Regions from separate parts of the Homo sapiens genome. Here all the other regions are linked to region 3. Evidence: chromatin loops called from intact Hi-C (ENCODE). Cell type or tissue: heart right ventricle. All regions are shown on one strand.

What was found. Hi-C counts contacts between places; a loop is a spot of excess contacts. Peaks named below come from ENCODE experiments on the same cell type or tissue, not always from the same donor. Only the 100,000 strongest peaks of a DNase experiment are listed, where the experiment ranks them.
Region 1: it touches region 3 in a loop (3-fold over the local background); 2 of 110 quality-filtered maps call a loop at or near these places.
Region 2: it touches region 3 in a loop (4-fold over the local background); 4 of 110 quality-filtered maps call a loop at or near these places.

What each region holds. Positions count from the first base shown.
Region 1 is chr22:40,003,256-40,011,255 of GRCh38, reverse strand. All of the region lies in intron 1 of FAM83F (family with sequence similarity 83 member F), which reads right to left. Among named protein-coding and RNA genes, the nearest start is that of FAM83F, 12 kb to the right of the region's middle. RefSeq lists enhancers at 4,912-5,411, 5,412-5,913. In heart right ventricle, no CTCF peak of the experiment used is centred here; no DNase peak of the experiment used is centred here; H3K27me3 peaks cover 3,821 bases.
Region 2 is chr22:39,619,983-39,627,982 of GRCh38, reverse strand. All of the region lies in intron 4 of CACNA1I (calcium voltage-gated channel subunit alpha1 I), which reads right to left. Among named protein-coding and RNA genes, the nearest start is that of CACNA1I, 53 kb to the right of the region's middle. RefSeq lists enhancers at 1-511, 512-1,061, 1,485-1,779, 4,768-4,877, 4,908-5,007. In heart right ventricle, a CTCF peak has its summit at 4,943 (motif pointing left); a DNase peak (open chromatin) is centred at 4,922; H3K27me3 peaks cover 7,313 bases.
Region 3 is chr22:39,555,874-39,563,873 of GRCh38, reverse strand. It overlaps LOC124905120 (a long non-coding RNA gene), which reads left to right and starts at 6,360. Exons shown (of 2, transcript XR_007068106.1): 1 at 6,360-6,432; 2 at 6,806-7,079. RefSeq lists an enhancer at 5,347-5,945. In heart right ventricle, CTCF peaks have their summits at 3,945 (motif pointing left) and 6,384; no DNase peak of the experiment used is centred here; H3K4me3 peaks cover 896 bases; H3K27me3 peaks cover 7,298 bases.

The DNA of each region.
Region 1 (8,000 bases), 450 kb before region 3:
CATGCCACTGCACTCCAGCCTGGGCAACAGAGCAAGACTCCATCTCAAAAAACAAAACAAAACAAAAAAGCACACTGCATAACATAACACTGCATACTTTTCAAGGATACAAAGATGTCTGAGGACATATGCTGAACACATAAGGGTGGCTGCCTGTGGAAGGAGAAAGGAGTGGGAGGGAAGGAGAAAGGTAAAGTATGAGGCCTTTCAAGGCTCTCTGGTGGCATTGTGCCGTGAACTAAAGTGCACAATCAGCTCTTTGCACCTGGGGTCCAAAATAGCCAACCAACCAAACCAAAACCACCTTCGAGTCCTCCAGCTGGGCTGGCACAGTTCAGGGCAGGTATGGGGTAGGTATAAGGGTGAAGGTACACGGGCTGGATACGGAGGGTTTGAACACAATGTACAGAGTTCTGGCTTCATTCCACCAGCAATGCAGTTTCCAGGGCTCTGATACTTGATCGCCATCTCCTAGTGCTGATAGTTTATCTCCCACGAGCTGTCTAGGCAAGAGTTCACTGTCCTCTCATTTCTGAACACTCCAAGGTGTCCAGTTTAGAGTGGACTCATGTCGCTGAGGACAGCTTGACCGGTTTGCAGAAGCATGTCTCAGGTTCACAAGCTTACTTTTGCTTTGTGGTTGAAAAATTAAGCAGGGAAGCTGGCCTGTCCTAGCCCCACCTGCCTAAGGATGTCAGGAGAGGCAGCAGTCCCCACAGCCTGGCTTTCGCGAGTCGGACTGTGACGCCCTGATGCGAGCCAGCCATCTGTGTCACTACCAATTAAACAATGAAATATCTGAAGTAGAAAAAAAAATCAATTGCTGGCTGACTCCTGCAATCTAGTTGTGGAGAAGTGATAATTACCCTCCGCTTTGGTCTCTGAGGGCCCTGCTTTGACATTCAGCTCCGCAGTGTCAGGCCCAGGGGAACCAGCTCCCCAGTCTCTCCGCTTGGGTCTTTCACTGAGCACGTGATTCCCCACACCGAGCGAACTTCAAAGCTCCCAGTGTAGATGGAAAATCGGGTTTAAAAACATGATATCATGGGCTCAGAACCCAGGGAAGCCGATTTTGTTGGGGGAGGAAATCACGCCCCCTCCAGCTGGCTGCCCACCCCCGGCGTCCTTTACCTGGTTACCTACTGACGTGCAATGCCTGGGGAGAGAGGTTGATTCGAGGCGGCAGCAGTTTCTATAAGCTGTCGCAGGCGCATTGGCAGACAGCTTCTGATGTTGTAAGACTTCTCATTGGGTGTTTGATGAGCTCAACGTCTCCTCATCTGACATCCTGCCTGGGCGGCAGGACGGGGAGTGAAGGCAGGGAGGGAGCCTCCAAATGCCCCTCTCCTGCCATTCAGCTTTAATTAAACTGCCGGCATTTCCAATTCTCTTTCTGGACTCCGTAATTACCGTTAGATAACAAAAACGACAAGAGGGCTCCACCTGGCCCCTGCACCCCACGTGTGTTTGGATGACCCAGACTAGAGAAGGCATGGCTCTGCCAGGTGTCCACAACCACAGAGCCGACTGCAGCTTGGACGTGTCCCTCAGCCACACAGGCACTCCCCAGATCAACATCCTCCTAGTCACTCTGGCCAGAAGCCCAGGCCTCCTCCTCCTCCCCACCGACCAAATCCCATCAGTCACTGAATCCAGCAGGCCCCACCCCGGGCACCTTCTCAGGGTTAATCCTTTCTGTCCCCACTGGTACCGCCCCAGCTCGGACTCTCCTCCTTTCCTACCATGCTTTGATGAGCTTCCTAACTGCTCTCTCCTACTCACCTCTGCCCTCCAATTCATCCTGCACAGCAGGATGCAAACTGAGATGCATGGCCAGAGAAAGACAACACCATCCGTCCCCTTGCCCTGCTGACGTGGAGCTCAGGACTCGGGCGGGTGCGGCTGCTGTTGCCTGCAAAGAGCCCCAGCTTCACCCCTTCTGTGGGTGTGAAAAAGCAAAAGGCCACAGGCCAAGCTTGCTGATCTCGGGGGGGCCTTTTGGTGACAGTCACTTATCCTGGGGAAGGAAGGGAAGCAGCTAGGGACACTTTCCCACTGATTACCTACCCATGTGCGCCTGGGGCCGAGTCGCCTCCCACACCTGCCCTGCCTGCCTCCCAAGGGCTGTTGGAAGGCTCGGATGAGATCATGCCCACGAAATCCCACAAAAACGCTGTGCAGTTATGAGGGATCGTTATAAGGCAAATGGGGGGAACTCCCCACATCTGAAGCCCTAAGTCTCTCAGGGTGGAAAGGACAGCAGCTGAGCAAACAGGTCAAACTGCTGTCTCCCAGAATGGCCGTCTGTGTGGCAGCCCAGGGGAGTTAGTCTATCTGGGACCAGAGGGCAATTCTTCCCTTTCCCACAGAGGGTAGAGCTGGGTCTGCCTGCAGCCTCTGACTCACACATCTCCAGCTGTGGAATCTCCTTTTCTGATCTCCCCAAAGAGAGGATCAAGGTCTATGGGGCAGGTTGTCAAACTTCAGTGTGTAAAGAATCACCTGGGAGCAGGGATGTGGGTATGCGTATTGAAGATGCAGATTCTAGGGCCCCATCCTCAAAGACTCGAATTCAGCAAAGGCCCAAGAAAATGCATTTTAACAGCAGCCTCCGTCTTCCACCCCCACTCAGGTCACTTGAATGCACGAGGGGGACGTCCCACTTTGAGTGAAGGCTGCTGCGTGCAGGATAATATATGGTCTGGAAGCAGAAAGTCACACTGGTTGTTTGGCTTGGAGTGAGTCATCTACTGGGTCTCAGTTACCTCATTTTAGAGTGGGGAGGTGATGCCTTTACAGGGCTGTTCTGAGCTTTAAATGAGATGCTGCAACAGCGCGGTACTTGTCCTGCTGTGAGCGATGGGTAAATGCAGGTGCCCTCTTCTCTCCTCAGTGATGGAGCCCAGAACAAAGGGGCCACCACTTCAGGAGAGGGGGCGAGAAAGAAGGAGACAGCCCATGGGGGGCCCGCTGAGCTCCCGAGGAGCCAGGCAGCCCGCGCCTCCCGCGGCACAGACATCAAGGTGGGGATGTCGTTCCTCTGCTCAATGCCGTGCCCAGCAGGCCCTGCCAACGGTGCTGATTAAAGCTCAGGGAACACGACACTTCCAGAAAGGTCAAAACTTGAACTAATAGAGGGGAAGGGCAGCCCAATTAAGGAAGAACCCACAAGATGAACCGTTCACCCAGCCATACCGGGTGTCTACACCCATATGCTGAATGTCGCAATGCACGGCTAAGAAAACCGCTGCCAGAGTAAAGTATCTCAAGGCAGGCTGCGGGGAACCAGTGCAACTTCTAACTGGCACAGCTGCCACCAGAGCACAGAAAGGTGCTCTGTGGAGACGATGCATCCAGGAGAGGGTGTCGTTAAGTACTCTGGGTACACTGCAAAGACTGTCACCAAGACTGCAACAGACCCCATCTGAATTATCACCAATGTTTATGCCAGTAGAGTGGGAACCACTAAACAACAAACTTTCTCTTAAGTTCCCCATGTACATACCCTGGGGAGAGAGGAGGAGAGGAGGAGGACAGGAGGAAGAGAGGAGAGGAAATGAGGAGGAGAGGAGAGGAAATGAGGAGGAGAGGAGAGGAAACGAGGAGGAGAGAAGAGGAGAGGAGAGGAGAGGAGGAAGAGAGGAGAAGAGAGGAGGAGGAGAAGAGAGGAGGAGGAGAGGAGAGGAGGAGGAGAGGAGAGGAGGAGGAGAGGAGGAGGAGAGGAGGAGAGGAGAGGAGGAGGACAGGAGGAGGAGAGGAAGAGGAGAGGAGAGGAGGAGGAGAGGAGAGGAGGAGAGGAGAGGAGGAGGAGAGGAGAGGAGGAGAGGAGAGGAGGAGGACAGGAGGAAGAGGAGGAGGAGAGGAAGAGGAGAGGAGGAGGAGAGGAAGAGGAGAGGAGAGGAGGAGGAAAGGAAGAAGAGAGAAGGAGAGGACAGGGGAGGAGAGGAGAGGACAAGAGGAGGAGGAGAGGAGGAAAGGAGGAAGAGAGGAGGAGGAAAGGAGGAGGAGAGGAGGAGGGGAGGGGAGGAGAGGAGAGGAGGCTGCACAGCTGCCCGCAGGAGGGGCTCCTGCTGCAAGACCCCCACAGAGCACCCCTTTAACTTCCTCCATCCCTGGTCTCTAGATTCACATCGATCCAACAGTACGGAAGTGTACTGCAGTGGGGAAAGTGCCACAGATTCCACGCAGGCTGTGAGGCCTTGTGCAAGTTACTTAAGCCCTCTGAATTCCACCTGTAAAATGAGGCTACTTCATGGTTCTATGAAGATGAAAAGAAATGTGATCAAGCCTAGATAAAATCTTGCCTGGTGCCTGCCCCAGCTGGCTGAGCTCTGCCCTTCCTCTGGGACAGGGCCTGACACACAGGAGGTGCTCAGGGTCACCGTGCAGCAATGCTAGTTCACGCTGCCCTGACTGTTCCCCTCTTGGCAGACGGACCCCGTAACACAACCCAAGTGCCCTGTTTCCCCGTTTCCCTGCCCACTCAGCGGCTCCGGACTCTGCCTACAGCCAAGTCCAAGGCCCTCAGCTTGGCTGCAGACCCTTCATGTGCGTCCAACCCAAAGAGGCATTTATCCACTTTCCCCCAGATAATCAGCTCATACCCCACAAGATTATTTGATGTTCTCCAAACTCACCCAGCAGGCCCCGGCTTGTGCCTTAACTCACACAGTCACTCTCTAAGCCTGTAGTGATGGGAATGCTCTTTGTTGAGGTCCTTGTTTCACTCTTCCCAGGGCTGTCCCAGGATTGTCCTCTGTCCTCAGTCCCCAGTGTAGTGTGTGCCTTCCCTAGGACACATGTCTGCCCAGTGCTGTGTCTGTCTAGGCACATGAGGGTGTCTCCCCATCTATCCAGGAGGGGTGGGGGACAGAGCCCTGCCATCGATCTAAACAGAATGCCTCCACATAGGTGGCTTCCCTTGGGGAGCTGAGATGTGGCTTGGGCCTGAGTCCTGGTCCATCAAGAGGGCAGAGCCAAATCCAGAGCTGCAATAGCATCTTTTTTTTTTTTTTTGAGATGGCATCTCACTCTGTTGCCCAGGCTGGAGTGCAATGGTGCAATCTCTGCTTACTACAACCTCTGCCTCCCGGGCTCAAGCAATTTTCCTGCCCCAGCCTCCCGAGTAGCTGGGATTACAGGAGTATGCCACCACACCTGAGTAATTTTTATATTTTCAGTAGAGACGGGGCTTCGCCATGTTGGCCAGGCTGGTTTCAAACTCCTGACCTCAAATGATCTGCCCGCCTCGGCCTCCCACAGTGCTGGCATTACAGGCGTGAGCCACCGCGCCCGGCTACAACAGGGTCTTGTTCCCCACTTGGAGGCGAGGCTGCCCCCACCCCAGCAGCAGAGCATCTGTGCTTCGTCCGCTGGGGCTTCCCAGCTATCTGTGGCCGCGTTCCATTGTCTTGGACTCACTAATTAGACATCATAAAACACTGGGCTCCCTCCCTACACTGGCAGCAGCAGAGCCCAATTCCACCCAGCCAGGCCGCTTCCTCTCCCAGAGCCCTCTACCTCAGTGTGGGGCTCTGATTCCGACCCTGCAGGTCAGGTCTCCCTGCTGCAACCCCTGGGGCTCACTCCCTGTCGAGCTGATCCAGTGAGGCCATCACTCTCGACAAGGTTGAATGAAGGAGGGTGTATGTACAAAGGAGACCCAGGCTGGCTCTCCAGAGGAGGAAGACAGATGGCACCCATGTGAGCAAGGCCAGCTAATTCAGCTGTGAACAGCCACGTGTTGTGACCTGCCAGGGAGTAGGCAGAGCAATTCTTTGTAAGATCCTAGGCCAGCTTTTCCCTGCCCCACGGCAAGCTTCTGGGATGACTTTCCCGGCACTAAGTTGGTGTTAATTAGTGAAAATTATCTAATGCAAGCTCATTTTAACATTAGCTTAAAGCCAAACATAATTAGAAAGATAAATCAGTGGCTAAAAAAAATCCAAAGAAGATACACAAGCGATTTTTAGGATCATCTGCTGGTTGGTGTTACTAGCCTTGAGCTCTCAAGTACATGGACAGAGCGAGGCAGGGCTCAAGAAATATCTGTCGAGGTATTTCTTGATTGATCTATCAGGGTAAGACAAATGGAGTTGGCAGTTTGCCTGGGAGGTGCTGAGACGCAGCAAGGATAACTCTGTGGCTATTGCCAGATGATGTTACCTGGGAGGGCTTCCCTACGGAGGCAAGTTGAGAGTGCAGGGAGGGATATGATTGAAAGTGATCAGGAGGGCATTCAAGTGATGGAAACAGTGTGAGTCCACGTGTCCTGGGCCTCCAGTTTTGTACACAGCCTGCCCTGCCTTTCCACAACTGGCTGATTCAGCCATCAATTCCCAGGAAGCTGCTGTTCACCTGGAGCTCAGTACAGGTGCACAAGCCTGAGAATCGACACATCTCAGTTCCCATCTAGCATCCTATTTACTGGTGGTGTGACCTTATCCTCTCTGAACCTCAGTTTCCTCATCCGTAAAATGAAAAGCTGCTAGATTGTTGTAAAAAAATTAAATGGAATAGGCTAGGCGCGGTGGCTCACGCCTGTAATCCCAGCACTTTAGAAGGTCGAAGAGGGTGGATCACTTGAGGTCAGGAGTTTTGAGACCAGCCTGGCCAACACGGTGAAACCCCATCTCTACTAAAAATAAAAAATTAGCTGGGTGCGGTGGCTCACACCTGTAATCCCAGCACTTTGGGAGGCTGAGACGGGTGGATCACCTGAAGTCAGGAGTTCAAGGCCAGCCTGGGCAACATGGTGAAACCACGTCTCTACTAAAAATACAAAAATTAGCCAGGTGTGGTGGCACACGCCTGTAGTCCCAGCTACTTGGGAGGCTGAGGCGGAAGAATCGCTTGAACCCAGTAGGCAGAGGTTGCAGTGAGCCGAGATAAGAGTCACTGCACTCCAGCCTGGGTGACAGAGCAAGACTCCCTCTCAGAAAATAAAATAAAATAAAATAAAATAAAATAAAATAAAATAAAATAAAATTCTAAAAGGGCTGGCATTTGCCTAGCACTTATATGCCCAATAAGTAATAGCTATCAATATCCCCACCCCTACCACTGTGCTGAAATTTAGTTTCTTTTTGTCACCCCCCATTAGACTTAAGGCAGAATTCTCACCGTACTCCTCTGTAAATTTCTGGTTCCTGGCACATAGTTGGGTCTCAGTGAAACATGGTGAGTGAATGAGCAAATGCAAGGAATCTCCAGGCCATCTGGGAGCCCTCCCAGGCGGGTGAGTTCGGGAAACTCATAGTCTGTCCTCAATGGCCCACTGAAAGGTAGAGAGTTCTGGGTCCCACCTCCGCACCCCCATCTCCTGACTCACTGCTGAAAAATAAATAAATAAATAAAATAACACTTATCCGGAGCCTCCCACATGCCTTGCCAGGACTGCAAGGAGCCCAGCAGAATGATGACCGGCGTGCAAGCTGTGCCCCGGCGTGCATATGTTTCCAGATTATTGGAAACCTGGGCCAGAGAGACTAATAATTAGAAAAGCCATAGGCTCTCTTCCAGGGCTAAGATTATGGGATCATTAGCAAGTCCACAGACTCTGATTTCAGAGAATGAACAAGGAAACTGGGAAGGGCAGCAGCTCCAGCTGAGGCCGGCTGGTCATGGCACCTGGCATGGTGTGTGGGGGTGGGGGCAGGCAGGGATAGCTAGAATGACTCAGCCTTGGGGGTGGCTCAGGACACCCCCCCTGAGCAGGGGGCAGGTGGTCAGCTAGGACGCAGCCCTGGGCTCATTTGTTCTCTGCCCTCCTCCCCACCTCCCCCAGCTTGGATTGGAAGCTTGTCCCCAAATAGGCTCTGCTTTGCACGCTCTAAGAAAAGGGAGGCAGATCTGGCCACCAGCCAAGGTGAGGCAGCATCCCTGGGGGTGAGAAGATGGGGGGACTGACAGTTGCTGGGCTAGGATTCACTTCAAGGTCTCAGCCTGTCAGGGAGGGGCGTAAGTCCCAGGGGGCCAGAAAGTGGCCATAAAGAGGACAA
Region 2 (8,000 bases), 64 kb before region 3:
GCCAGATGCTCTGGCCAGATGTTCTCCCACCCACCCAGCCCCACCTCTTCCAGGAAGGGAGCAGCCCTGGGGAAACTGGCCCCCCTCATTTCATCTCCCCATTTCTCTCCCTCCTTCCCTCTCTTCCTTCCCCATGGGGGCTGTCAGGCCTTTCTCCCTCAGGATGAAGTGGGAGCCCCTTGTGGGTGCCTAAAACAGACAGCCCTGAAGTCCAAGGTGTGGCCTGGTGGGGGCTGACAGCCCAGTAGCTTTCCTTCTGCTCTCCCCAAGCCGAGAGTAAACACATGCTTCAGGCGAAAATGCCGACACTTCCACGCCAACTATTTCAAGGTGCATCTCTCAGAACTGTCCAACAAATGCCCCCCAAGGCCCTTCCAAGAAGGAATCCTGAGGCCTTCCTCGCCCCTCTTCAGCAGGGCTGGCCTGACCATGACCCTGGTTGGGCAGGCACCTGGGCAGGAAAGGGCTTGGCCTGGGGCGTGAGGGTTGGCACCCGCTGTGCACTAACCACAGTGCCATCCTGCCCGGCCCCCTTTCAGAGATGTGTGTGCCGTTCGGGGCGCTGTCCACAGGGGCGTCTGCACAGGATCCTGCAGACTGTGCGGCTGATGCTCTCCCTCCTCTGCCCTGGCCCCCCGCCTGCCTCGTGGCTTCAGCCCGAAAGGGGATCAGCACCACGAGACCTGTGCACCCCAACAGTGAAAGGCACTCAGAGGTCTGGAGCAGACCAGGCTGAGGGGGGAGATGGAAGGAGAGAGGGCCTCGAGGTGTCACTGCAGCCCACGGGACCTCTCTCCTTTGACCCTGGAAGTGGGCAGGGGTGTTTCCTGATGTCCTGCAGACACTGGGGACGGGAGTGGGTGTCTGGCGCCTACACGCTAAAAGAACGGAAAGGAGATACTGACACAGAGTGAAAAGCTGTAGGGTCAGGTGAACACGGGTTCAAACCCTAGCTCTGTCCCCAGCCAGCTGTGTGGTCTTGGGCAGACTAGTCAACCCCTCTGCCTGCTTCCCCATCTAGAAAGTAGGTGTCACAATGCCACTAACTTCCTAAAGCTGTAGTGAAGATGAAATGACACTGCCCATGTAAAGCACTGTGATGAGCTTGTCACAAGCACTTGATAAACTTTAGCCACTTATCAGGCGGATCTCAAGGTCCAGAGATCAAGACCATCCTGGCCAACATGGTGAAACCCCGTCTCTACTAAAAATACAAAAATTAGCTGGGTGTGGTGGCACACGCCTGTAGTCCCAGCTACTCAGGAGGCTGAGGCAGGAGAATCGCTTGAACCCAGGAGGCGGAGGTTGCAGTGAGCCGAGATCACGCCACTGCACTCCAGCCTGGCAACAGAGCAAGACTCCGTCTCAAAGAAAAAAAAAAACTTTAGCCACTTATGATTATAATTAACTCCCTAGAAGATGTGAACAACCCTCTCCTTTTCCCGCCACGCAGTCCCCTGCCCACCCACACGATGCCCAGCCCAGGATGACACCTCCACTCCACCTTTGCACATGCCAATCTATCTGCCAGGCACACCCTCTCCAACCCTCAGCTGATGAGTGTCTTCCAAAACCAGCCCCTGAGAAGACGTCCCTGACACTCTACGTCCACCCTCACTACTCCCAGCACCTTATCTAGCAGCAGCACCTGCGGATCGCGTAGGCACACGAGGCTGTGCACGCAGCTCTCTACACCCACGGTGGCATTTCAGCCTTCCTAACCAGATGGACATGGGTATTATTAACTTCTCTTGAGAGCTGGGGAAATAGAGGCACGGAGAGGCACGTGGCTTACTCAGGGTCCCACAGCCAGTGGGTGGAGGCCCTGGGACCAGAACCTGGCCTGACAGCACAGAGCAAACCTCCAGCTGGTTGTGCAGCCGAGGGGATGGCAGCCTTCCCCACAGCATTGTCAGGGACTGTGAGCTCGGGCTCAGGGCTGCCCCTGAGCTCCCCAGGGTCTGCCTCGCCCCTGCGCCACAGCCTGGGTCGGGGGAACTATCACCTCTCTGGCCAGGCCTTGGCAGTGACTGCCCTCGTTTCTTACTGGAGAAAACAGCACTTTTCATATGTAAATGACTCAGGCAGTATGCTTAAGGAAGCAAGGCAGTGCCTTGAGAGATGTACAGGCTGGGGGTGGGGTGGGGCGGGGGCACATTTAGAGATAATTCAGCCCCATCTTGCCAAGGCCCAGAGAGAGGCGGTGACTTAGGAAAGGTCACACAGAGAGGAACCAGAACCCAGACTCCCAACTCCTAATTTGGCGCTTCCTTCCTCCCTCCCCAACCACCTCTCTGCTGTCTTCCTCTCTTTATCCATCAGAGGCTGAGTGGCCTGAACAAGGACCTGCAGGGGTGGGGTGGAGAGACATGTATTTTATACGATTCTGTAAGCAGCACCATGATGTCCATGTCCCCCGCTCATCCTGGACAAAGTTGAGAGCCACGTATTTAATCCAGTTTATCCTCCTGCTTTGTTTGTACGAGTAGGGAAACCGAGGCCCAGAGATGCCAAGGGACTTCTCAGGTCACACAGCAGGCATATGGCAGAGCTAAGACCAGAACTTTTATTCTCTGACCCACACTTGCATCTTCCTGGTTGTTCATGCTGGAGCTTTGCAGCCTTTGCTGTATTTTTAAACCGCAGGCAACCAGCCCACTCCTCATGGCTTTGCAATTAATAACCCGTCATTTGACTGCGCCCATCACCAGCTCTCTAGCTTGCCCTCTAGAAATGAGACTAAAAGCTACGGGCTACTGTTGAAAAGACTGTGTCCCGGCTGGGCACGGTGGCTCACGCTTGTAATCCCAGCACTTTGGGAGACCGAGACGGGTGGATCACAAGGTCAGGAGTTGGAGACCAGCCTGGCCAACACAGTGAAACCCCGTCTCTACTAAAAATACAAAAATTAGCTGGACGTGGTGGTGGGCACCTGTAATCCCAGCTACTCGGGAGACTGAGGCAGGAGAATCTCTTGAACCGGGAGGTGGAGGTTGCAGTGAGCCAAGATCATGCCACTGCACTCCAGCCTGGGTGACAGGGCTAGATGCTGTCTCAAAAAAAAAAAAAAAAAAGACTGTGTCCCAGGGCAGAAGCAGCTCAAACCATAAGTAGGAGAAATGTCTGCAGGAAAATCATATTTTAAAAAAAAGAAAATAAAAAAACCAGGCAACTATGAAATCTCTCTAGGAAGCACTTCTGAGAGCCTGAGCCACCCCTTCCCCACCTCAAGTCACTAATCCCCTGGTGGCTCTGGGCAGGGGACCTGGCACCTGAGGACAAAACTGTCTGTCCCGCGAAATGAGGGTTAGACCAATGGACTTTAAGCCCCACGTGCTCCAACAGCCTGCGGCTCCCGCAGAATCGCCTGTGAGTATCTGCAGGGCCCTTCCAGGGGAACACCAGCTGCTGGAGGGCCAGTGCTCCCAGTAACTCCCCAGTGCTGGTTCTGAGAGAACCAGGCTGTCCTCTGAGAAGCGGAATCAGGCTCAGGGGCGGGAAGCCGACACTCCCCCAACTGCCCAGCGGTGGCCACTAGCAGGAGGAGACCCTGAGGAAAGGCTCGGAGCCCGCTCGGAGCTCCTCTGTAATTGGAGCGCAGGGGGATGTTGGGCACAGGGTCAATCCCTGCCTTCCCAGAGGCCAGGGCAGGCTGGTGCTGGGGACCGGGAGTGTCCTCCACCTCCGGGGAGCAGCTTAATGAACTCCCCACACAGCAGGAGAGGAACCAGGAGGAGCAAAGAGGACCTGGAGGGAGAGGCACAGGCGCCCACACACACGTGCAAGGCGCACGCACGCTCTTCACACACACACACCCTCACAGGCACACACATGCTCGCTACACACACACTCTTCATACACACACCCTCACAGAGACATACACACTCTTCACACACGCGCTCTCACAAACACACCCTCACAGGCACACACATGCACTTCACACACATACCCTCACAGGCACACCCCTTCATGGACACACGCACGTTCAGAGGCGCACACACACCCTTGACACATACACACCCTTTCACACACACCCTCACAGGCACACACACAAACACGTCACACATACACCCTCACAGGCGCACACACACACTTCACACACACACACCCTCACAGGCACACCCCTTTATGGACGCACACACGCTCAGAGGCACACACACACTCTTGACACGTACACACCCTTTCACAGACATACACACCCCCACAGGCACACATAGGCTCATAGACACACGCATGTTCACAGGCACGCATACTTTCATAACACACCTCCTCACAGCACACACACCCTCACAGCCACACACCCCTCACAGGCATACCCCCTCGCAGCACACATACACACACAGGCACACACACACACAGGCACACACACCCTCACAGGCACACACACATCACAGCAAACACTCTCACAGGCACACACACCCTCACAGGCACACACACACAAGCACACATATGCTCAGGCATGAACATATTCATAGGCATACACAGACACCCTCCCAGGCAGACACAGCACACACCCTCACAACACACACACTTTCATAGGCACGCACTCTCACATGTACACACCCTTACATGTGCCCATTCACGTGTGCAGGCTTTCACATTTGCTCACTTGTGCACACACATCCTCAGATGCACACATTGTCACATGCACACACACTCTCCCATGTACTTACATGTGCACACGCACCTCACAGGCACATACTCACCTGTGCACACCCTTCATTGCACACACACTCGTGCACACACGTCCTCACACGTGTTCTCTGGTGGACACACACCCTCACACCCACACACACCCTCACACCCACACACACCCTCACACAGATGTAGAGAAGCCCGCCTGGCAAGAGCGAGGCCTCCGCCCGTGTCCCGTCCCATGCCCCTAAGCCCGCCTGCAGCCTCAGCGGTCCCATCACAGTGCTGCCCCCTGCTGGGCAGACCCTAGACCGGACAAGAGGTTCAGATCAAGATCACGTACAAACATCCCTTGTGTGCGACCCTCTGCAACGTGCACACACCTCTGGAAGGTGGCGGTGCCTGTGGGCTCCGTGGCCTGGAGTGTGACCATGGTCCCATGGCAGCTGCCTGCTGAGGGCAGCCCCCGCCGTCCCCCAGGACAGAAACAAGCAGCACTGTGGGTGGGAGCCAGGAGCGACGTGGCCCTCTGTGCTGGCCCCTGAGAGCTGAGGTCCCTCCCGCCCACCCAGGTGCCCACACCAGACACTCAAGGAGGACCTGGACTGGGCCCAGCAGTCCCTCTCCCACCCACTTGCTGCTCTGCATCCCACCCCCACCCCTGCCCAGTACCGGCCATTCGCTCACACCTGTTCCAGGAGCAGTCCCATGTCCAGCTCACCCCCACTGCCCCCCCCACCGCCCCCCCCACACCGCACTCTGGCCAGGGGTGTTTCTAAAGCAACCACTTGCTAACCTCTTCCTATGCTCCCACTGCCCTCAGGCACATGGTCCATGCCCAGGCCCTGTCCTCTCCAGCCTCATGCCCCACCCCTTGGTCCACCCAGCCTGTAACCCCCAGCTCCTGCAGCTCCCTCCCCAAGCCCTTTACACTCCCTGAACCCCCGCTACTGCCGCCCAGCCCTCCCCCTCCACCTACTCAATCCCCATCCTCCCCTGGGTCTCAACTCAGACATCCCCTTCTCCCGGAGGCCTCCCGACCCCCAGCCCCATTCTCCCTGCCTCCTCATGCCCGGCACAGGAGCATGTATAGCTCTGTGGTCCTGGCACAGTACACAGCTCAGTACACCTGCTGTGTCCATTTCACACGTGTCTTTGGCGCGCCTTCTGTCCGCCAGGCAGAGTTCTGGGTGCTGAGTGTACGGAGGCCACCTTTTGGCTCATTTCCCAGTAAAGTCAGGTGGGGCACATGGGAGAAAATCACACACTGTTGGGGAAGGTGTGCTGGTTTGGCTTGGTCCTTCCTGAACTGCTGTTTGGTCACACTGAATTGCTGTGTGACCCTGGACTAGCCACGACCCTCTCTGGACCTTAGTTTCCTCATTTGTTAAATGTGGGAAAGATGGTTTTGAACTAGGTGATCTTCAAGGAGCCCTCTGGGATTGGAGGGGATGAGGACAGAGAGAAGCTGGCCCTAAAATGGCCTCTCCGCATGTCCCCTCCCTGTGCCCAAGGGGGTCTCCCTAGGGCAGTGGGAAGGGGCCAGGCTGGTAGAGCTGAACTCCCCCTCCCCCTCCCGCACAGCTTTGGTTCCCACTACTCACTTGCCCTACCTCGCCTCCCAAACCCTTCCCCAAGACCCTCACAGTAGCACTGAGGACCCCCAGCGTTTTCTATCGTATTGTGACCTTGAGACCCCAGCCCCCAGGCCCCCTCTGTGCCCTACCCAAGCCAAGCCAGTCCCTCTCAGAACAAAGCAGGATTGGGCCACCCTCCAGGCTCAGAAAGCTCTGCCACCCTCCTGGTCACCTTGCTCCACAGATATTCTGAAGCATGGCCTCTCCTGCCCCGCCAGGCCTGCCCAGACTGACTGATGCATTCTGCAAGCCCGGGGTCAGGCCAGCCCCACAGGGCGCTCAGGATGGATGGACCACAGAGGTTGGCTGGGTGGGGTGGGTGACAGAGCCCCAAGGCCCCAGGGCTAGGAATAAAGGAATGGGGACAGCACTACCTGTGGAGGGGGAGCAGGTGCCAGGAGACCTGTACTCTTTGGCAGATGGGGAAACAGAAGCTCAGGCAGGGAAGAGAAGCAAGGGGTCAGACACAGCCAGGAAATAAACTGGGCTGAGGACAGACAGAACTCTGTTCAGATTCCAGCTCTGCCGCTGAATTGCTGTGTGACTTTGTGTGAGTCACTTAACTTCTCTGAGCCTCCCACAGGTTGTTGAGCCATCAGATGTCAAGTTCCTGGACCATAGGAAGTGGGTAAATGCGTATAAAAGCCCCAGGCAGCCAGGTGCAGTGGCTCATGCCTGTAATCCTAGCACTTTGGGAAGCCAAGGTGGGTGGATCACCTGAGGTCAGGAGTTCGAGACCAGCCTGACCAATATGGTGAAACCTCATCCCTACTAAAAATACAAAAATTAGCCAGGCATGGTGGCACATGCCTGTAGTCCCAGCTACTCATGAGGGTGAGACAGGAGGAGAATTGCTTGAACCTGGGAGGCAGAAGTTGCAGTGAGCCAAGTTCACACCACTGGACTCCAGTCTGGGCAACAGAGCTACGGGCTGTGTCTCAAAAAAAACAAACAAACAAACAAACAAACAACAACAACAAAAAAAAACCAGGAAGGCAGGCAGGGCCCTCATCCTCTCTTTCCCCAGTCTTCACCCCATTCCTAGAAGAGAGCAGTGAGGAGTCAGAAGACCTAACTGACTCCAGCCTTTGCTACTCACTGGCAGTGCGTCCCTGGGCAGGTAACCTCGTGTCTCCAAGTCTTAGTTTTTTCATCTGTAAAATGGCAACAGCTCACCTCCCTCAGAATGACTGTAAGGCTCAAAACAGGTCATGGACATGAAAACTCTACAGGGCTTATGGTTGCAAGATAACCTCTCTTAATACTAGGTGGGTGGGCAGGTGGATGGATGTGTGGGTGGACAGATGGATGGATGGACAGGTGGATGGGTGGATGAGTGGATGGACAGGTGGATGTCTGGCTGACTATACAGATGAATGAATGGACAAATGGAAAGATGGCTAGAAAGATGAGCAGATGTATGTATGTACGTATGGATGGATGGATGGATGGATGGATGGATGGATGGATGGACAGGTGGATGGGTGGACAGGTAGATGGATGGACGGGTGGGTGAATGGATGGATGAGTGGATGGATGGATGGATGGGTGGGTGGATGGATGGGTGGGTGGATGGATGGACAGGTGGATGGGTGGACAGGTAGATGGATGGACAGGTGGGTGGGTGGACAGGTGGGTGGGTGGATGGGTGGGTGGGTGGATGGATGGATGGATGGATGGATGGATGGATGGATGGATAGACAGGTGGATGGGTGGACAGGTAGATGG
Region 3 (8,000 bases):
CACAGACACACACAGACACACAATCACACACACATTAGCACACAACACACATTCACATAGACACACAACCACACATGGCACATAGATACACCAGTACCCATTCACACAGAAACACACACAGACACACAATCACACACAGACATACACACATAACACGCACACAGACACACAACCACACACGGTACATAGATACACCAGCACCCACTCATGCAGACGCACACACTCCCATACACACACTCACACAGACATACACACATACACACTCACACACTCACAGACACATACATACACAATCACAGACACATACATATGTAATCACACAAATACACTCACATAACATACACTCACACTGACACACACAGACATGCATGCACACAAAGAATACACAGACACACACAATCACACACACATAACATACAATCACAAAGACATATACTCACAGGCATACATACACGCAATTACACACACACATAAACACACAAAACACCCATTTACAGGCACACACATAACTCACACAGACACACATACACACAATCACACACTTACCCAGACACATAGATATGCACACAATCACACAGATCACATACACTCACACTGACACATATGCACACACAGAATACACAGACGCATACACATAGTCGCACACACATAGACACAACAGCCACTCACACATACAAACCAATGCAGAGCCTGCATCTGGTGATCTACAGAAAAGCCTTTGTGAGACTGCAGGAAGCCTGCCTTCCAGAATCTTCCAGCCGGCGTCCCAGAGCCCCTGGAACCCTCTATCTGCTCCCTCTTCCGCATGACAGCCCTGCAGATGCATGACGACAGCCCGCCCACCCCTGAGCCTCATCTGCCCCAGGCCTCTTGTCACCAGCTCCCTCAACCATTCCTTGGGTGACAATTTCCACATCATATGCCTCCCTGGGACCCCCTCCGCAGTCACACTCAAGTCTGTGCCCTTTCCTCTGCATGGGCAGGACTGGATATGCACCAAGCCACCCAGAGCACAACAGACAGGTTACCTGCCTGATTCTGGCCTTTCTTGATGCGGACTGGGAGCATCAGGGCCCAGCTGGCAACCCAGTCCTACTGCAGCACCTGTGGGGCATGTGGTCCACTGATCCCCTCAGATCTTCTTCAGAGAAGCTGAGCCAAGCCAGAGATCCTCAGCCTAAAGAGGAAAGGCTGAAGTGCGGTGCCCCCAATTGCATGACCCGTCACAAAACTTGCTCTGGTCTGGTCAGCTGGGCCTGCCCACATCTTGTAGTCATTCACCTCAGACCTGTCACAAAAATGAACAGCTAGCCCTCCCAGCTCCGCAGCCTATTGAGTGGGTTCTCGGTCAGCAACCCCTCCCGTGATGGCCAACAAGAATCAAAGCCAACATTATCTGTGAATACTTACTATATGCCAGGCACAGAGTAAGCTTTTGAGAAGTGCTTTTGCTCTGTCCACCTTATAGGTGAGGAAACCGAGGCACTGGAAGGTTAAAGGATCTTCCCAAGGTCAAAAGCTACTTAGTAAAAGAGCTGGGGTTTGGATCTGAGCAGTCCAGCTCCAGGTCACCAGATAAGGGTTGTCCAGGCCAGACTGTGGACAAGAGGTTGCAGCCTACCAGCCCCCCCACCCCTGCACCTGCCCACGTGTCTGTCACCAGGCATTGCCATTTGTTTGTTTTCAGCCGGCTCTCGGTCTTATGACAAGTGCAGCAAGCGAGGCTGTGTCGGAACCACCATCAGTGTGTTTGAACATCTCCCAGCAGGCGCTTCTGCTGATCAGTTTTTACTCACTCTGCAGTAATTAGGGCCTTGGGTCTTACTTCAGCGAGCAAATCAGGGTGAACATGGCCCCTGATGGGAGGGAGGGGTGGCCAGCAGGAAGAGCACTGGATCAGGAGTCCCAGGACTCAAGGACCAGCTCTGCCCTCCCCACATCACATGGTCTCCCCAAGCTTCATTTCCTTTTGTATAAAATGCAGAAGACGATGCCTTTTCTGCCTTGAAAACCAGATAGAAAATGGGGAAAAACATTTGGAAAGCAACTTCATGAAAGAAAAGACAGCTTCATTGTACGAGGCCCCATGCTAGGTGCTGCAGAAACATGTCTGAGCCGCACAAAAATCCTTTCAGGTGAAAGGTATTATCCCAGTTTTATAAGAAGCGGATGCTTCTGTTGATGCTAGGTCACCTGATCCTCTTGCCATGGTTGTGGACTTGCTCACCTCTACCCCAGCTGGGACAGAGCTTAGGCCCCTCCCAAAAGGGGCCTAAGACCCTAGAACAACAGAGGGCTGGATGCAGCCCCCGCTGCTCAACAGGGTAGGGCAGGCAGCAAGACCCTAATGCTCCTCTCTACATGCACCATTAGCCAGACCTCTCTGGCCAGAGTCCAGGAGAAGGGGGCAGTGGGCAGAGGCAGACCTCAGAGATGAAGGGAAAAGTTCTGGGAGGCAGGGCCAGGTCTGCATTGAACCTGGCCCTGAAGAGCCCACAGCCTCCACAGAACCTCCACCCTCAAGATACCACGTCCTTCTCGTCCTCTCCTGCTCAAGGAGCCCCAAAAGCACCCAGCTGTTTTGCAAAGGTGTCCAAATATGCCATGCTAAATCCTCTGTGATCTGCACCCCTCATCTATCAATACGGTCTGGGTTCTCCAATCTGAGAGCACGAGTGGAAACCAGGACTCGTGGCCATGTCCCCACAAAGCACCTGGCAGGGGAGGCCAGATCCTCTCACAGGCACAGCAGCTCCAAAAGGGCAGGTTTTGTCTGTTCCCTTCCGTTCACTGCTGTGTCCCCCAGTGACCAGAACAGGCCTTAGAACACAGTACATGAAGAATAAATATTAGAGAGAAAGAGAGAAAAGGAAATCGGAAAATCCAATTTGTTTTCTTCCCTCTGTAGACTGGCAGCCATGGTGGGGGACAGACTCAACCCACATCTTCCTGGATATCAGGATCCACAGATCCACGGACCCATGGATCCACCATCCACAGATTCACAGACACACCCACAGATCCACAGATGCCTGGACCCACAGACCCACAGACCTGCACACTCACACTCCCAGAGATCCACAGACCATACACCCACAGTGTGCAGGGCACACAGCACCCTGGGCTCTTTGAGCCCCCAGGCCAGACCTGGGATGCCAGGGGCACAAGAGTAGACTGAGGGCATTAAGGCTGGGGCATGTCCTAGGAACATATGGGAAGAAAACATTCTGCGGCAAAGAACAGGAGGTAGGGAAGGGGTTGGAAAGGAGAAGTGGGGACAGGAGGACAGGCGAGGAAGAGGAGCAGCAGCAGGGGAAGAGCTGGCTGCAGAGGAGAAGGGATGGAGGGGAGAGCGCCCTGCTCTCCCTGCAGCCCAGAGGGGTCTCTCTAGACCCCCATGCCCAGCCCAGCATCCCCTCTTTCCAGACAGTTTTTGACACCAGGAGCTGGGGGGCTGAGGAATCAAGAGAAGAAGGCAGCTGCCAAAGTGGAGACAGCCACGGATCAAGGAGCCACATAGGAGCCTGTTTGGCTACCTTGGAAAGCGCTAGGAACTGCGGGGTGGCGGGAGCCCTGCCAGCGTGGGGGAGGGACAGAGTGGTGCCCAGAAACTGACTGGCCTGAGAGCCCCTTCCTTGGGGCTGAGGCCCAGAGCAGCCACACTTGGGGTGTGGGGTGAAGGTGGCAGAGAGGGCCACAAAGGGGGCCATGATGAAGGAGACTGGGGGAGGGGAGTTGGAGGTGGTGACCCCTGTGGGCTCAGGGCGGGGAACTGGGTCCAGAACCACAGAGAGGCTGCAGTCCCCAAAACTGCTCCCAGCTTGGCTATGGACTCAGGAAGATGTCTGGAGCAGAGAGAGGGTGAGAGAGGATGGGGTTCTCACGGCACCCTCCACCCCTACCTGACCACTCAAGGTCAAGGGGAGGCCGCAGGGACCTGCGGACAGCCTGGCGCCCCCTGGTGGGCCTGGAAGATGCCCTCTCAGCCCCAGCTTTCTCAGGAGGTCTTGGAATGGGGGCAAGGGGAGGGGAGGGGCATGCAGGGTGAGGAGGAAGGAATGCGGAAGAAGCGGGCAGAGAACTTTGGTCAAAGGAAGGGGAAGGGGCCTCCAGCCAGGCCAGCAGCCCCTTCCCCAAGCCTCCCATTGTGGGGCAGGCACAGCAGCTCTGCACAGCTAGGAAGAGAGCGTGGAGGGCACGGTGTGGTGACCAGGCCCTCTGGGGTTGTGGGCAGATTCATGGGTTTGGTGCCAGGCCAGCTCAACAGCCTCCAGGCACATTCTTTCTTTTCCTCTTCCTCCCCCTGCTGAGGCCCCAGACCTGGTCTCTGCTCAGTGTCACCCTGTCCTGTCCTGACCTATCACCCACTGGTGTCCCCTCCCTCTGTCTCTGCGTTGACGGCGGAGGTGGGAAGGTAACAGGGAGGTCTCTAGACCCCAGCTCAGTCCCCAGCCCAGCCCTGGATCCTGAAGCCTGAACAGAAAGTTTGTCCTGAAGAGTGGACAAGAGTTCCGGAAGCGAGTCCTTAGGGCTAAGAGGAGCCACAGATTCAAGAGGTGACCAGGTGCCAGCAGGGTCTGAGGACGGGGTGCAGGGAGGTAGGCCCACACCATGGGCCAAACCCTTCCCCTGGGGCTGGGCCACAGATCCACACCCCTGTTCACACAGCGTCCTAGCCCCGAGGTGGTGCCAGCGTCTGCGGGGCGAATCCTCCAGGCAGTGAGAGACAGAGGACGAACTGGCCACTGCCTGGGCCAATCTGAGTGCTCCAGCGAGGACTCTCCTCGCATGGTGATCAGACCCCGGCACACCACACACGCCAGACACGCAGGCCCACTCCAGCGCTCGCTCATTCTCTCTCTCTGTCTCTCTCACACACACACACACACACACACACACACACACCTGGACCCAGGATACAGACCCTCAGGACAAGAATATAGCTCAGAGGTCTTCTCAGACCCCAATCTCATCCTCAGGTCAGGAGCCCCCAGGGCCCTGACAAGGCAGAAAGACACTAGCAGAGGGGCTGACTGAGGCCTCAGCCTGGGCCCCACCACAGCCCCCTCCCCCAGGCACCATGACTTCCCCCAAAAGAGGCCTCCCCACCACTGCCAAGCCCCGTAGTCCCCCACAGCTCCCCCACAACACCACCCAGTAGGCAATTAGCACCCAATCATCATAAGCACTCATTACATAACACCTCCAGCCGGCCGAGGGTCCCTTTCACCCCTACAGCCCCGGCTCCGACCCTGGCCTGGCTTCATGCAGCGAGGCCTCCGCCCCGCTGGGGTGCCAGCCAAAGGGGGGGTCTCCGCCACCCCCGCCTCCGGGAAAGTTAAACCCTGCCCGGGATTCCCCCATCCAGTGGCCCCCGCTGCCGCGCTCCCAGGCCAGCGCTCCCAGCTCAGCCCGCCGGACACGGGCACCAGCTCTGGCCCAGCTGCCCGCAGAGCCGCAGCCGCGGAGGGGCGGCCGGACGCGCGGACAACCCGGGCCCCGGCCGGCAGCCTGACTTGTTGAATAAATTTCTGCAGCGCTGGCTCAGCTGGCTTCAGTATTGGCACCGAGAGAACTTTCGTGGCCTTGGAGAGAGGACCGGTCAAAGTTTCCTGTCCTTCCTCCCAAGGCATGGCCCCGAAGGCGCGGGATGGGGGGCTCACCTGACGGGTACGCGCGGGTGGGGAGGATCGATCCCCAGAAATAAATAAATAAATGCCCCAGTGAAGAGAGAAGCCAACGCGCCAAGAAACTGGCATCGAAGCGAAGCCCTCCCTTCCTTCCCCCCACCCACCCAGCCCCCACCTACCTTGGCATGGACGTGGCCCGGCCGCGGGGGGTCGTCCAGGTTAGAGACGCGGGGACAACGCGTCCCCACCCGAAGCCGGCGATCGAGAGGGACCCCCAGCCCCGCCAGCCGACCCCCCGCCAATTCAGGATCAGCTGAGCCCCCGGGGCGCGGGGGGCGGCGGGCGGGGGGCGGCGGGCCCGGGGGCCCGGGCCATGGCGGGAGGAGGAGGAGGCGGCGGGCTGGAGGGACGGCGAGGCTCTGGGCGGGCGGCGGGCGGGAGCGCGGCGCTCCGGGCCGGGGCGGGGGCGCGGGTGCTGCGGGGACCGAGCAGCGGGGCAAGTGCCCGGGAGAGACCAGCGCGGCGGGGAGCGCGGGGCTGAGGCCGGTCTCTCGCCTGCCTCGGCTCTGCTCGCGCCTCCGGCTCAGGGCTCGAAGCGCGGGGTCTGCGCGCGGCGGGGGCTGCGGAGGAGCCCGAGCGCCTGGCGGTGCGGGGACGTGCGGCGGCGGCGAGACCGAGCCGCGCTGCGTGCGAGGAAAAGCCGTCCTTATACTGACACCAAATGTCTTCGGGGAAAGCTGCAGGCGCGGGACGCTGGAGGGGGGAGGCGTGGAGGCGACAGACAGACTGACGGCGGCGGCTGGTGAGCTCCCACCCCTTCCCAGAGGGTAGGAAGCCCCCAGCCCGCGGCCAGCTCCTTAAAATCCAGGTTCTTGCCTGGGGTGGGGTCCTGACCCCTCAGCATGGGGGCTGCGTCATGAGTAAAAAGAGGTGGGTGGGGGGCATTACTGACCACCCCCGGGTCCCAGGTGCCTGCTCTGCCACGTTCCACCCTGTCTCCTCTCTGAGATCCAGATCGGGGGTGTTCACCCCACTGCCCCGGTGAGGGGTCACCCACCTAAGACCCCAGCTCTTAAACGGTAGAGCTGAGCTAGAACCCAGCTCTAAAGGTCGCTCAACCGCCCAGGCTGCCTCCACACTTCTCATTCACAACCCTGCTTCTTCCCACCCTCTAGGCTTGGCTGAAAGGCCACCTCCTCCAGGAAGGCTTCTCAGAGGGCCCCCAGGTGAAACAGATGCCTCTATCCGGCTGCAAAGGCTTCATTCTCACCACTTTCCAGGACCCTGTCACACCAGTTCCCCCAATCCCACGCTCCTGAGGCCTGTCTCCCTTCCTCTCTCACCCAAGGGCTGTGGATTGGGGAGAGGGAGTGTTCAAGGTTATAACCCCCTTTTATTTGTTCATTTGCATCCAGCCAAACAAATTAAAAGCACCAAGACTCTCCCCAATGCAGGCCAAATGGTCTACTCACTGCCTCACAACTCAGGAAGCATTTAGTGAACACCTGCTGTGTGCTAGGCACTTCTTTAAACTGCCTGGAGTTCCACCCTTTTGCCCCCATTTTACCGATGAAGAAACTGAGGCCAGAGATGAGCTGCCTGGTCAAGGTTACTCCGCTGGGAAGCAGCAGCCCCCAGTACGAGTCCAGTGCTCCCAACCCCTGCCCAGATGTTGTCACACTGGGCTGCCCAGCGTAACCCTCTCCACCTCTTTGGAGAATGTGTGGTGAGGGGCACCAGGGGGTTGCTGAGGGCTGCCCTGAGCCCCCCCACCCCTCCGATGCTGGCAGATAGTCACAGCTTTAGAGAAAGGTACACTCAGGTTTGATCCCAGCTCTGCTGCTTCCTGACTGAGGATGGGAAGCAAAGCCCGTTAACATCTCTGAGTCTCAGGTGCCTCATCTGTGAAATGGCGATAAGGTTTCACACTTTGCAGGATGCAAACCATCTTTAAAGGGCTTAGCACAGTGTCTAACACATAATAGGTGTCCAACAAATATTCATCCCTTTCTAGCTTTTAGTCTAAGGAGACAAAACAAGCCTTTGTCTCCAGACTCCAAGGCAAGGTCGTCTAAGCACACACGGGCTGAGAGGTGTCTTACAGGTGTGAATTCAGCAAGCCAGACAGCCCTGCAGGTGGGACGGATTTACATCAGATCAGAGTGGGCTTCAGATCAGGAGTCTTCAGGGAAGCCTCATCAAAGGCGAGAGACTTGAACTGAGCCTTGAAAGCTTGTACAGGATCGAGATAAGAAGAGAGAAGGTGGGTAGAGAAATGGCATCAAGGAGGGAGAAGGCATGGAGGCAGGAACAAGGTAGCATGGCAGGCACTCCATGCCCCGAGCAGCTGAATGCACAGCTAGAAAGCCG